Regions from separate parts of the Homo sapiens genome. Here region 2 is linked to region 1. The links are chromatin contacts, found by Hi-C or POLR2A ChIA-PET in ENCODE. All regions are on one chromosome and are shown on one strand. The core of a region is the stretch at or near the end of the contact, and the rest is flanking DNA. Distances in the headings are between cores, read along the strand shown.

Evidence for each region. A loop is a pair of places that touch in the nucleus more often than their neighbours do. ChIA-PET counts read pairs that join two places held with the same protein, here RNA polymerase II (POLR2A). Pooled maps may share reads with other maps.
Region 2: a pooled map shows a loop between it and region 1 (2.0-fold over the local background). The contact joins two enhancer-like sites. A Hi-C loop is called at or near these places in 1 of 168 maps with a recorded cell type or tissue (endothelial cell of hepatic sinusoid) and 1 of 50 pooled maps. POLR2A ChIA-PET finds 5 or more read pairs at or near these places in 6 of 52 experiments (BJ, H1, PC-3 and 3 more).

The regions. Positions count from the first base shown.
Region 1 is chr1:44,001,435-44,008,598 of GRCh38, forward strand. SLC6A9 (solute carrier family 6 member 9) reads right to left here. Exons shown (of 14, transcript NM_001024845.3): 5 at 6,919-7,164; 6 at 1,419-1,551; 7 at 1,078-1,212; 8 at 879-982; 9 at 1-193. Among named protein-coding and RNA genes, the nearest start is that of CCDC24, 13 kb to the left of the region's middle. RefSeq lists silencers at 4,250-4,456, 4,283-4,342. Within about 2 kb of position 4,422, at least 2 of the 41 ENCODE cell types and tissues checked have a DNase peak (open chromatin) inside an H3K27ac peak, as active enhancers do.
Region 2 is chr1:44,065,069-44,072,232 of GRCh38, forward strand. LOC124904169 (a long non-coding RNA gene) reads right to left here. Exons shown (of 3, transcript XR_007066056.1): 2 at 1,580-1,667. It also overlaps a transcript of KLF17 not described here. Among named protein-coding and RNA genes, the nearest start is that of SLC6A9, 37 kb to the left of the region's middle. RefSeq lists enhancers at 2,337-2,416, 2,617-2,666, 2,887-2,976. Within about 2 kb of position 3,508, at least 9 of the 41 ENCODE cell types and tissues checked have a DNase peak (open chromatin) inside an H3K27ac peak, as active enhancers do.

The DNA.
Region 1 (7,164 bases), core at 3,172-5,671:
AGACCACAGCGGGGAGATGGGAAGTAGTGTGAGGGCCTCGGGGTAAGCCACGAAGGCCAGGCCAGGGCCGTGGTCTGCCACACGGGACACATCCACGCCCAGGTGATTGGCCATGAAGCCGAGGATGGAGAAGATGACGAAGCCAGCATAGACGCTGGTGGCACAGTTGGTGATGCTGATGATGACACTGTCCCTGATGGGGAGGAAAACAGAGTTCAGCTTCCCTCTCCCCAATTTGGGCCAAGAGGAGACATGGAGACACGGAAAGTTCTAGGTACAAAGGCACCCCCAACTCTTTTTTTTTGGAGTGGGAGACAGGGTCTCACTCTGTTGTCCAGGATGGAGTGCAATGGCGCTATCACAGCTAACTGTAGCCTTGACCTCTTGGTCTCAAGCAATCCTCCCACCTCAGCCTCCTAAGTAGCTGGGACTACAGGTGTGTGCCACCACACCCAGCTAATTTTCTTTTTTATGTTTTATAAAGAAAGATGGGGTCTCACTATGCTGCCCAGGCTTGTCTTGAATTCCTGGGCTCAAGTGATCCTCCCGCCTTGGCCTCTCAAAGTGCTGGGATTACGGCGTGAAGCACTGAGCCTGGCCCCCAACTCCTTTTCTGGTCTGTTCTGGGCATTTTTAAGGAGCCTGAGCTGCCTGAGTCCTCACAGACCCCTGGGACATCACTGTCCCTATCTCTCTTCTCTCTCCTGCCTAAACCTCTCTCCTCATTCTCCAACAACTTTATCCAGAACCAGTATTCCCAGAACCTCAAGATCATGAGGGGAAAGGAGGCCTCGTGGGCCCATGGCTGCACTGGAGCTGAGATCAGGCTGCAGAGAGTGCAGGAAGGGGGCAGCCTCAGCCCAGCAGGGAGCACTCACCGGTAACAGTTATTGTGGAACTTGTTGTAGGAAGCCATGGTGATGAGGCCTCCCCACGCGCAGCCCAGTGAGTAGAAGATCTGGGAGGCAGCATCACCCCACACCTGCAGGGAAGGACCGGTGGGTGAGGAGCTGTGGGCAGAGGCAGGCACCTCCCTGGCCCCTCCCCAGCCCCCTTCCGGTTTCCCTCACTTCCCACCTTGGCCTCCAGGATCTTGTCCCACTGCGGGGTTAGGTAGTACATGATGCCGTCAAAGGCTCCCTCCAGGGTCACTCCGCGGACAAACAGAATGGTCAGCACCACGTAGGGGAACGTGGCCGTGAAGTACACCACCTGGCACAAGAGGGCTCCATGGACTCTTCTGGGCTCTCCCCTCCCCTGGGCACCACCACCCTGGCTCCCTAATCACCACCAGCCCCCTGGTCCCTCTCCGGCTCCGGAGTCCCTTCAGCATCCCCTCCCTGCAATACACACATAACCCAGGTAGGGGGCAGGGTCTTTCTGGGTGGGCACAGACCCTGCTGGGGAGGGGTACTTGCTTTCCCTGAAGACTTGACCCCTCGGATGAGGCAGAGGAAGACGACCAACCAGGAGACACCGAGGCAGCCAAGGAGGGGCAGCCGCACCTCCCCAAAGTTCCCAATGTCATCTGACAGCTTCAGCACGTACAGCCTGGGAAGGGGAGACTCTGTCACTGAGGGCCAGCCGCCGCTGCCCAGCAACAAATTCCCAAGGCCCAGGGCCCACCCGGGCTGTACCCTCCTTTGTCATGAGGTCCCAGCAGCCACCTTGTGTGACATGGGAGCTACTTCAGGGGCCCAGCCCTGGCCGGCCCAGTCCCCTCCACCTGCTGCAGCCCCTGGGGAGCCCAACACAGTCCACTGCTCTGCAGCCTTTCCCAGGCCCTTCAAGGGCTCCTGGAGGCCACACCCCAGGCTTGGGTGGTCTTCCTAGTTCCTGGGCGAGGAGATCTCCTTGTCCCCAGTTGGGCTCAGCCCAGGTCCTTGTTTGCACACTTCTCCCTTCAGGAATGCCTTTTCCTCATTCTGTCAGGTGTCACCTCCTCCAGGAAGCCACCAGTGAGCATTTCACGTGCACCAATTAGCTCTATCTCTGATAAATTGAGGGAAGCAGTGGAATGCTCAGTAAAGATTGGACCCTGGCTGGGTGTGGTGGCTCACACCTGTAATCCCAGCACTTTGGGAGGCCGTGGTGGGTGGATCACCTGAAGTCAGGAGTTCAAGACCAGCCTGGCCAATATGGTGAAACCCCGTCTCTACAAAAATTAGCCGGCCATGATGGCGGGTGCCTGTAATCCCAGCTACTCGGGAGGCTGAGGCAGGAGAACTGCTTGAACCCAGGAGGTGGAGGTTGCAGGGAGTGGAGATTGTGCCACTGCACTCTAGCCTGGGCAACAAAGCAAAAGTCCAATCTCAAAAAAAAAAAAAAAAAAAAAAAAGATTGGACCCAAATTTCTCCCCTCTGGGTGGCTCCATCTGGCACCCTATGTCATACCAGCTGTGATCTTTTGATCAATCAGACATTTACGTGCCCGGGCCTGTGCTAAGTGCTGGGCATACAGGCCTGCAGGGGCATCTCCCCAGCCCTCAGGGAAGAGGGCAAAGAACAACTGCTCTACCTCCAGCACCAGCATTCAAAGTAAAGAAACCATTTCTTGTTTGAAGGATTTTTTTTTTTTTTGACACAGTCTTGCTCTGTCACCCAGGCTGGAGTGCATTCGTGCGATCTGGGCTCACTGCAACCTCCGTCTCCCAGGTTCAAGCGATTCTCCTGCCTCAGCCTCCCGAGTAGCTGGGATTACAGGTATGCACCAATACGCTGGGCTAATTTTTGTATTTTTAGGAGAGATGGGGATTTCACCATGTTGGCCAGGCTGGTCTCAAACTCCTGACCTCAGGTGACCCACCTGCCTCAGCCTCCCAAAGTGCTGGGATTACAGGCGTGAGCCACCACGCCTGGCCTGAAGGATTTTTTAATACTTTGTCTAACCATATATGCTAAACAGGTAGTGTTTTATATTATTATTATTGAGACAGGGTCTTGCTCTATAGCCCAGGCTGGAGTGCAATGGCACAATCATGGCTCACTGCAGCCTCGACCTCCCAGTCTCAATCGATCCTCCCACCTCAGCCTCCCGAGTAGATGGGACTACATGTGTGCACCACCATGCCCAACTAATTTTTGTATTTTTTGTAGAGATATGGTATCGCCATATTGCCCAGGCTGGTCTCGAATGCCTGGGCTCAAGCAATCCTCCTGCCTCAGCCTCCCAAAGTGCTGGGATTACAGGCATGAGCCACCGCACCTGGCCTATATTATTTTTGACTGCAAGAATATAGCGTTACAGTGTTAGGGACTGAAGAGTTTAAAAGGCTAGCCTGGAAACCAAATGATGAATTCTAGCTTTATTTTTAGGGCATCATATTCTGTTTTTTGTTTGGTTTTGGTTTTGGACCACATGCTTTTGAGATCAAACAGCCTAAGGACATTTGGAACCCAACGTATTTACAAGTGACCTCTTGACACATGACATCTCCAGAATTACTCTGCGTTGCTTTAAAAATGTCTCCACATGACAAATCTTATTTCCCCGGCCAGGTGGTGAGTGCCTTGAGAACAGGACCCTCAGGAACAGGTCCCACAGGGGCTGTGGTTGTGCTGCCTGAGCTCCTATCAGCAGTCTTAGTGATTTAGGCTGCATTATCTCATTTTGTCTTTAAAACCAGGTAGGTATCACGACTGCCCAATTTCATGGACAAATGACTGTGAACGACCTCCCAAGGCCACAGCTAATATGCGACAGAGCCAGGATTTGGGAGGAGTCTGTGTGACTCCAGAGCTGCCATGAAGACCCTGGGGGACAGGAGCTGGGCCCCACAGGGACCGCAGAGGTGAGAAGGCCTGGTCACGAGTTTAGGACCCAGTAGCAGGTATCAGACCAGCACAGGGGACTGGAAGGCAAGATTGTGAAGAGGGTGGCGAGGGAGGGGAGGACCCTGAGTGAGAAGGGTGAGTGGGTGAGAGGCAGACATGGGCTCAGAAATCTGCCGTTTGAGCTTCTCTCGCTTTAGAGTCTCTTCATCTTACTTTTGATTAGCTTCCCTCATTTGTAAAATGGTGATTTTTAAAATCCCTACACAAGCTACCTAACAGGGTTTTTGTGGCACTCCAGTGAGATCGCGCAGCTGTCCAAAGGGTCATTGGAGAGTGTGGACTAAACACCTGCACAGCCACCCCCACCTAATTCACCCCGGCACACCCAGCAACAGCAGCACCAGACGGGCGCAACACACACAGATTCTGATACAGCGACTGCTGCCTAGCTCCTTAACCTCTAAACGGCAGTTTCTGAGTCTGAAAATATGGATACTAATATCTACTTAGATAACATGCCTGGCACCTAGTAGGTGCTCAACAATAAGGGTGCTTCCTTTCCTCCCTTGCTGAAGCCAGCCTGGGTTGCTCTCTTCAGGGCCATTTCCCTGGATCTCCAGGAGAGGGCAGCAGGGAGCCGTGCTGCCGGGAAGGTATCCCGCATGGGACAGTGGCCAGTTAGGCAGGCCTGGCTCCAGCCCGCGCTGGGGAGTAGAGTGCAGCGGCTCCACCAGCCAGATTTCTTTGAAGGCTCTTCCCCTCTGATTTTACTGGATAAAATCTCTAGAGCTTTGCCCTGGGTGGGCCCAGGGCTGGGAATCTCTGGCAGTCAGTCCCTGGGACAACCACCACTGGAGCATCTGGGGGTGGGGTTGCACAAGGCTTTGTGTTTCTGGGAGCTTCCAGAAAGGTTCATCACCCCAGACTAGATCAAGTTGACCAGTCCACATCATGCCTCAAATGTAATAAAACGCCTCACTCAGCAATATCTGCTCGTTCTCCCATCGGACGGCAGCTCCGTGAGGACAATGTCTGCCTCCCTGCCCTCTCTCCCCTCTGAGAACAGTACCTGGTACCTAGTAGGTGCTCAAGAAATCAGCTGGGTGTGGTGGCTCATGCCTGTAACCCCAGCACTTTGGGAGGCCGAGGTGGGTGGATCACCTGAGGTCAGGAGTTCGAGACCAGCCCGGCCAACATGTTGAAACCCTGTCTCTACTAAAAATACAAAAACAAGCCAGGCGTGGTGGCGGGTGCTTGTAATCCCAGCTACTAGGGAGGCTGAGGCAGGAGAATCGCTTACCCCGGGAGGCAGAGGTTGCAGTGAGCTGAGATCGTGCCACTGCACTCCAGCCTGGGCAACAGAGCGAGATTCTGTCTCAAAAAAAAAAAAAAAAAAAAAAAAGAAATCATCTGTCCATTCAGTTCCAGGTGTATTTTTTAAAAAGAAAATAAATGTTAGGATGTTAAAAATTAAAAAATGAAAGACAAATGAAATGACCTGTCTGGTAACTGAGTGCCTGAGTCTGCCCATGCCCCTCTGGGGGACAGCAACTGTGTTCTCTATGCTCTGGGTCCTTGAGAATAGTGGCCCTGTCTTACCTGTCTTTGAGTGTCTACAGCCCAGCCCAGAGGTTGGCACAGGGAAGCTGAGTCCTTCAGGGTCAGAGTACTTGGACCTGGGTTTAGAGGCCCTGTGGTGACTTGCGGTATCCTCAGACCCTTGTACATTTCAGCCATGGCTTTCCATCACATGTGGAGAAAAGCCTCAAACCCTTAGCCTGGCATGGGAGGCCCTGTGTTATATGATGCCTGCTGGCCTCTTCTGTCTTGTCACTCAGCGTCCCACCTGCTCCCAACCCCAGCTCCAGTTTGCCTCCTTCTGGCCTCTGCTCACCTGCTCATGTGGTTCCCAATCTCTCTACTTTCCTCTCTCCCTTCTCTGGGAAGCTCTGACTGCCTGGTCTTGCCCCATCCCCTTAGCACCAAGCACTACCTCTTTGTGTCTCTGTGACACCCCTGCACATACCTGGACCGAGGCACTTGCCCTACTGTGATTAGCAATCTGTCTCCCCACTGCCCTGTGAGCTCCTCAGGACAGGGGCTCTGGGCTGTTCATACCTACCATGGGGACACAGGGCCTGGCAGAGCAGAGGCGTGAATGTTGTGGAATAAATGGTGGAGGCCTGCCAGCATGCCCCCAAAGCCCTCTGCCCAGGGGTTCCCCAGCAAGACACAGGGAATTTCCAACTGGTGGGTGGAGGGCACAGCAGGATGGCCTGAGACTCTGGTCTCTGTCGCCTCTGAACAAAATGTGCCAGGATGTCTTGATCACGGCACCCCCGGCTCAGAGACCTTCCATGGCGTCTTTTGTTCTGCATCATCAAGTCTAAGCCTAATCCTGGCAAGTTCTTTATGAAGGCAGTGCCACTTCCTAGGCCACCTGAAGCCCATGCATTCTCCCCACACCTGTTACTCTCATCAGAGTAGGCTCCCTTCAGCTTTGGGGCCAGCCTCTGCTCATCTGGGACAGAGCCTTTGCCCACACTCTTCTTCTCCCCAGGATCTGCCCCCCTTTCCCCTGAGTCTCCTCTGAAGGCTGGTTTGCTGGATTTCTGACGGCCTTCCTCACGGCTACTCTGTAAAGATCCTGCAACTCAACATTCCATCTTCCATTGCTTTCTTTCTTTTTTTTTTTTTTTTGAGATGGAGTCTTGCTCTGTCGCCCAGGCTGAAGTGCAGTGGCGCGATCTCAGCTCATTGCAAGCTCTGCCTCCCGGGTTCACGCCATTCTCCTGTGCCTGCCACCACGCCCGGCTAATTCTTTTCTCTTTTTGTATTTTTAGTAGAGACAGGGTTTCACCGTGTTAGCCAGGATGGTCTCGATCTCCTGACCTCGTGATCTGCCCGCCTCGGCCTCCCAAAGTGCTGGGATTACAGGCATGAGCCACCGTGCCCGGCCTCCATCTTCCATTGCTTTCTGTACATCAGGCTCTTCTCCTAAACTCTTCACTCACCTCTACCCTCTCCCAGCCCAGCAGCGGGCTGAACCTGCAGCAGGCACCCTACTTTGTCTTCAGATGGTTGCCCAGTGGGGACAGGGTTGCCACCAGGTTCCCCCCACCCCAGGTCCTGCAGGTGCCTCACCTCCAGTACTCCTCGCTGGGGCTGGTCCTCTGGAGGCTGTGGTTGAGCAGGTGGGAGAGGTTGCTGGGCAAGGCGGCTGGCCGAGAGCCATTGGTGAGGTTGGAGGCGTCCAGTACACCGGCGCAGTCATGCGTGTTCCAGGGGTTATTGCAGTAGGCCCAGGGCAGCACGTGCGTCATGGACGAGAAGAAGTAGTAGAAGGCGATGCAGATGACCACATTGTAGTAGATGCCGATGTAGGTGGAC
Region 2 (7,164 bases), core at 2,258-4,757, 63 kb after region 1:
ACGAGGTCAGGAGTTCGAGAGCAGTCTGGCCAACATGGTGAAACCCCGTCTCTACTAAAAATACCAAAAATTAGCGGGGCGTGGTAGCGCACGCCTGTAATCTCAGCTACTCGGGAAGCTGAGGCAGGAGAATCACTTGAACCTGGGAGGCAGAGGTTGCAGTGAGCCAAGATCATGCCACTGCATTCCAGCCTGGGCGACAGAGCGAGACTCCATCTAAAAAAAAAAAAGAGAGATGTTTATGACAATTTAAGTAATACAAGCCAGAATACTAGTGATTATATCATAAAATTGTCGGCATAATAGTATTCATAATATGAATCAAAATAATCCTTGGTTTTTTTTTTTTTTTTTTTTTTGAGCCAGAGTCTCCATCTGTCACCCAGGCTGAAGTGCAGTGGTGTGATGTAGGCTCATTGCAACCTCTGCCTCCTAGATTCGAGTGATTCTCATGCCTCAGCCTCCCGAGTAGACGGGATTACAGTTGAGCACCACCACGCCAGGCTAATTTTTGTATTTTTAGTAGAGACGGGGTTTCACCATGTTGCCCAGGCTGGTCTCGAACTTGTGGTCTCAAGTGATCCCCTGCCTTGGCCTCCCAAATTGCTGTAATTACAGGCATGAGCCACTGCTCCCAGCCTAAAATAATCCTTAATAGCTGTATTACTTCTGTTTATTTATTATACATTAGAAGAAATAAAAATACATGCCACAAGCAAAGAAGATATTTATAACATATATAATCAGCAAACAGTGTCTAGTATGTGCAGATAATGCCTATAAAATAGTAAGAAATATAGAAGTAATTCAATAGAAAAATTAGCAAATTTCCTTCAGAAAAAGAAACATGAATGGGCAATAAATGGATGGAAAATACTCAACTTTATTAATAATCAGGGAAATGTAGTTAAGTCTAGAATAAGATATCATTTACATCCATTCAATTGGCAAAAACTAAGAAGTATGGGCTGGGCACTGTGGCTCACACCTATAATCCCAGCACTTTGGGAGACCGAGGTGGGAAAATCACTTGAACTTAGAAGTTCCAGGCCAGCCTGGGCAATACAGTGAGACCCCCGTCTCTACAAAAAAATTTTTAAAAATAGCTAGGCATAGTGGTATGAACCTGTGTTCTCAGCTACTTGGGAGACTGAGGTGGGAGGATTGCTTGAGCTGGGAGGTCAAGGCTGCGGTGAGCCATGATTGCACCACTGTACACCAGCCTGGACAACAGAGTGAGACCTTTCCTCAAAAGAAACAAACAAAAACCCTCCCCCCAAAAAAAACAACAAAAAAATTAAGGGGTATGATAATACTTTCCTTTTTTTTTTTTTTTTTTAAGAGATGGGGTCTTGATATGTTGCCTAGGCTGGTCTTGAACTCCTGGGCTCAAGCAATCCTCCCACCTCAGCCTCCCAGAGTGCTGGGATTTCAGGAAAGAGCCACCATGCCTGGCCAACTTTCTAAAGAGAATATTGGTCAGTGAGATCTCTTATACATTAATGGTTGGTGTATAAATTGAATATCCACTCTGGAAAAACAATTTGTCATTATCTTGTGTTATTGAACAATCACATACCCAGATATTCGACTCTTGGATATATACCCAGGAGAAATTCTTGCACAGGTACATCAGAAGACATCTGACAGGAGTGTAGCCAGTAGCGCTATATGTAAGAGCACAAATAAAAGAACCATTCAAATGCCTGGTGACTACAGAGTGGATAGACTGTAGTGTACTCACACATGGAATATGACACAGCAGTAAAAATGAATGATACTCCTATCCATGCCACAACATGGATAATCTTAGTAACATAATTTTGAGCAATAAAGCAAGTCTTGAAGAGCACTCTTTTTATAAAGATCAAAAACAAGCAAAACAAAACAATATTTCATTTAGGCATCTATATAGATGACGTTCTCAAATAGTGGTTACCTCTCGGAGGAGGTATGGGTAGAACTAAGTGATCGATAACATTTAACTCTTGGGATGAGTGTTGAGCTCATTTTTTATTATATTATTTTTAAAAACAAACAATATATAATGTCTAATCCTCTAACGCTATTAGAATCTTCATTGCCTTCAAACTCAACTGGGTCAAGAAGTCCCCTTCTAGGTCAGACTCCCACTCCCTTGAGTGATGGTTGCTGCAACCATTTCTGGTGTGAATCATTTTATTGATCAAAGTTCTTGGCTTTGCAGACAACAGGATCTGCAATACTCTGTTTAAACAGAAAGGGATGTATCACAAGGTATTAGGTACTAGATAAAGCTGAATTTTGAGACAATGTATTGTGGTTGATGTAGCATCTTGGGCGATACTGGTTATGAGTGACATAAGGAAGGCTCTTAGGTCAGGTTCCCGAGAACAGAGTCTGACATGAATATTCTTGTTCCAGTGATTTATGAGAGGAGTCCTCTCAGAAGAAGAGGTGGGAGAGAAACAGGATAGGACAGAGGAAGAAAGCTAAGCAAGTGTGTGGATACTGTCTTCAGCCTGGACCCACAGGGAGCACTGGAGCATAAATTATACCACAGAATTTGTTTCTGTTTGAGGCTGGTGGGATGTCCCTTTGTACCCCAGAGAGGGTGCAGAACTTCCTGAAGGAGTTGACTGCATTTGGTTGAGAATATGTGATTATTTAGAGAAGGAGCAGCTCACTGTCACAGCAACTGGGGCAGGGTGCACTGACCAGGGCAGAGCACCAACAGTGAGCCAATGCCACCCTGACCTCATGGGGGAAGGGTGGGGATAACCTGGGGCCAGATCAGAATTAGGTGGGGGTGGGACAGAGCAGGACAGGAGAGGCTGGGAGGAGCAGAACCGAGAGGGTCTGTGTTTCCTGTGTACCCTGGAAGCACAAGCCTGGGTTCTCTGAGCCTCAGGCAGCACTGACCTTTCTTCCCCATCTGGGCATGAGAAGGACAGGAGAAGCCCTTTCCTCAGCACTTTTTTTTTCTTTCTCTTTTTGAGACAGAGTTTGCTTTGTCACCCAGGCTGGAGTGCAGTGGTGTGATCTCGGCTCACTATAATCTCCGCCCCCTGGGTTCAAGCAATTCTCCTGCCTCAGCCTCCTGAGTAGCTAGGATTACAGGTGCATGTCACCATGCCTGGGTAATTTTTGCGTTTTTGGCAGAGATGGGGTCTCACCATGTTGTTTAGGCTGTCTCAAACTCCTGACCTCAAGTGATATGCCCACCTCTCAAAGTGCTGGGATTACAGGTGTGAGCCACTGCGCCCAGCCCCTTTCATCAGCGTCTCATTCCAGTTTCTGGGTCCTGAGCACTTCACCTTGAGGCCCCTCTTTACGGGAAAAGTCTCACTGAGGTGAGGACATACCAGCCAGGAGTGGGGTGAGCAGGAGAGCTCCTGGGGCAGGGCCCTCCAGTTACTATGTAGCCCCCACCACCTCCCTGTTACTGGGGCAGAGAGAACCAAGCTTCTCTGTCAGCAGCCTCCTCCCTTCCCCTGCCCTTCGGCCTTGGCCTTGATCTCAAGCTAATGTGTTATCTGATTCATTAGGTGGTGGGCAGTTTTTCCCAAGCTGCCTGCCTCAGTCTGGACTGGAACATTCTGGCCTCACAGGAGGGCTGGCCCCTGCCCTCACAGGAAGCTTTAACCCTTGCTCTGCTAGCATGATTCTCCAGGGTCACAGGCTGGGGTTATGTTTTCTCCAGAGTGGCACCAAACGGAAGCTTGTGGAGAGTTTAGACACTCAACACACTTCCTCATTCTCCCCCAAGCTAGGCAGAAAATGCCTAATCTGAGTAAAAATAGTTTGTCCCCTGGCCCATCCCCTGTTGTAACACAATTGTGACCCTGTGCCCTTTTACATAGAATTTCTGGGGTCACCACTGGTGACATCACTAGCTGAGTGGCCTTAGAATCCTTACCTCTGCTTTCTGCATTTATTCCCCTCCCCCAGCCACATGCCTCCTCTCAGGGGTCAGGGCCTGACCCCCTCCCCTCACAGAAATGTGTATTTTATTTTAATGATCACTCATGTGGAGAGGTAAAAGTCTGCAAACTGAGGCAGGTCTGGGTGGGAGACATTTCAGGACAGGGTCTTCCAGTCCTCACATCCTACCAGGAGATGGATAGGACACTCCCTGGCAGGATAGGGGTGGGGGTTCAGCATGGGAGGAGGGCTTTCCTGGGCAGGAGGCCTTGGCCAGAGGGGTCCACCCCAGTCTAGCTGGCTTTCCTTCTCCCCTTATGTGTTAGTCTGTTCTTGCTTTGCTATGAAGAAATACCTGAGGCTGGGTAACTAATAAAGAAAAGAGGTTTATTTTGGCTTATGGTTCTGCAGGCTGTCAGGAAGCATCTGCTTCTGGGGAGGCCTCAGGGAGCTTACAACTGCCATGGAAGGCGGAGGGGAGCCAGTGTGTTACATGGCGAGAGAGAGAGAGAGAGAGAGAGAGAGAGAGAGAGAGAGAGAGAAGACAGGAGGAGCCACACTCTTTTAAACAAGCAGATCTCTAGTAATTCAGCGAGAAATCACTCATTATTGCAAGGACAGCACGAAGCCATTCATGAGGGATCCGCCTCCGGGACCTAAACACCTCCCACTAGGCCCCACCTCCAACACTGGGGATCACATTTCAACTGAGATTTGGAGGGGATGAACACCTACACCATATCACCCTAGTCCTAACTTTGGGGGATGCTGAGGGAAAGACGGAGTCTGTTTTTTAACCCTCGCTGCTTTGGTGGGAAAGTACCCTGTGTTCTGGGTCAGGATGCCATGTTCCAATCCAAAAGGTGCCAACTTCCTCTTTCTCTTTTCCCTGCTCTTGTCCAACCTTAGCATCTGCTCCTGCCCCAGCGTCGGCGATGCATGTCTCTGTGGCCGCTGTGCTCGGTGGGTGTCTTTTGCCTCCAGTAGCCCATGGGTAGGGGAGGGCGGAATCTGGACGCCACACCCTCAGCCCGTCCCTTCTGTGCTCTGCATTCCCCCCACCTTTGACCCTCTGGTTTTATTGATTCATCCTTCTTTCTTGCATTTTAGTCTCTAAGTCAATTAGTTCTTGTCTGTAGCCTATAAACATGATAAAGCCTCCATTATTTTAAAAAGTCCCCAAATCTCCCTCTACCAAACCTCCTTTTTAATTTTTTAAGTGATTTTTTAAATTTGTATGCATTTATGGGGCACAAGTGTAATTTTGTTACATTGATATTTTGTATAGTGGTGAAGTCAGGGCTTGTGGTGGATCCATCACTGGAGTAACATACATTGAACCCATTAAGTGATTTCTCATCATCCACCCCCCTCCACCCTCTCGCCCTTCCGAATTTCCATTGTCTGTCATTCCACACTCTACTTCCACATGTACACATTATTTAGCTCCCACTTATAAGACAGAACACGTGGTATTTGTTTTTCTGTGTCTGAGGTGTTTCACTTAGGATAATGGCCTCCAGTTCCTCCCATGTTGCAGTAAAAGACATGATTTCGTTATTTTTTATGGCTGAAAATCCATTCTACCCCACATTCTCACCTCTCCCTTTTCCCTTGTCTTTTTTTTTTTTTTTTTTTTTTTTTTGAGACAGGGTCTTGCTCTGTTGCCCAGGCTGGAGTGCAGGGGCATGATCACACTGTAGCTTTGAACTCCTGGGCTCCAGTGAGCCTCCCACCTCCCTTGTCTTTATCAGAGCCAAACCCTACGGGATTACCAAGTAGACAAACAAAGCACATGTTTGAGGCACCAACAAAGAAGGACAACACAGCAAATAAGCATTATTGAACAGGGGAAGGGGAAGGACAGTTATTTTTAATACAAATTTGCAAGTAAGTTAACTGCAATTAAAATAATTTAGAAAGTTTATTTTAATTTTAACATTTATATATTTTTATGTTATTTTGAAAATAAAAAAACTCACTTTGTATTACTTGTAGGAGGATGGGAACCATAATCTTTTAAAGGTGTTAATTCAGCCCTGCGGTCAAACCTCTTCCTCACCTCTTATTCCTCAACCCCCTGCAACTTCAGACACCATCATGTCCTAACTGCTCCTCCCGAGGTTACCAATGAGCATCACTGTGATAAATCCAATGGGCGTGTTTCATGCTCAGCTGTGACCCTCTCAGCAGAAGTCAGCTGTATTCTCCAACAGCTCTCCTGGTTCCCTTCCACTTCTTACTCCCCTCCTTTCCTGACTTCCTCAAGGTTCTTCTTCCTGGAAATGTTTGTGTTGTTGGAGCTCTGAGCTGGGTCTTTTCTATCCCTCTCCACAGCTCACCCCTCCTATGGTTTCAGTCACAGTCTACACTTAGGTTACTTCTAAATATCTTCCCAGCTCACCCTTGGCTCCTTAGCTCTAGGCCTTTATATCCAACCATGAACTCTTTCAGGTACTTAAATTCACTAAGTCCAAAATTGATTCCTTATCTCCCCCATGATCCCTTCCTTCTCCAGCCTTCCCTGTGTCAGTGAGAAGCATCTTCATCCACTCAGGCCCCAAGCTCAAGCCTTTCTCTCCTATGACCCTGCCTACAACCAACAGTCCTGTTGGCTCCCCTTCCTCAAAAGCTTGAATTTGCTCACTTCCCTCCACTTTCATGGCCACCTCCCTTGTCCTAGTCACTGCTACAATTGGCAGGTCACAAATGCCTCCTATTGGGCTTCCCAGTCTCTACTTCCTCAACCCATTTTCCGTGCTGAAGCCAATCTAGTGAGGTTTCTATGGGTCCTCGTTGGCTCAGCATAAATCCAAGCTCCTAGGGTGGCATTCCAGACTTCCCACGTTCTGGTTCCTGAGACCACCTCAGCATAGCTCTCCACACTCTTGGCTACCTGCTGTCTGCTCCGGTAGTAGTTAACTACCTGGAGCTTCCCCTCCACCCCCATCACACTGTTGCTCCCCTCTGCCACCTGGGCTGCCCTTTGCCTCCTCCTCTTCCTCCTACTGTTTTTTTTTGGGGGGGGACGGGGGGACAATCATGACTGGGCAAGTGATCATGGTGACTTGGACTTGGGTGGTAATGATGGAGGTGGTGAGAATTGGTAAGATTCTGAACATATTTTGAAGGCGGATACAACAGGACTTGTTGATGGATTTGGGTGTGTGGGGAGAGAAAAAAGAAAGGAACCCAGGTTTTTTTTTTTGTTTTTTGCCTGAGCAACTGGAAGGAAGGAGTTGCACTGAGATGGGAAGATAG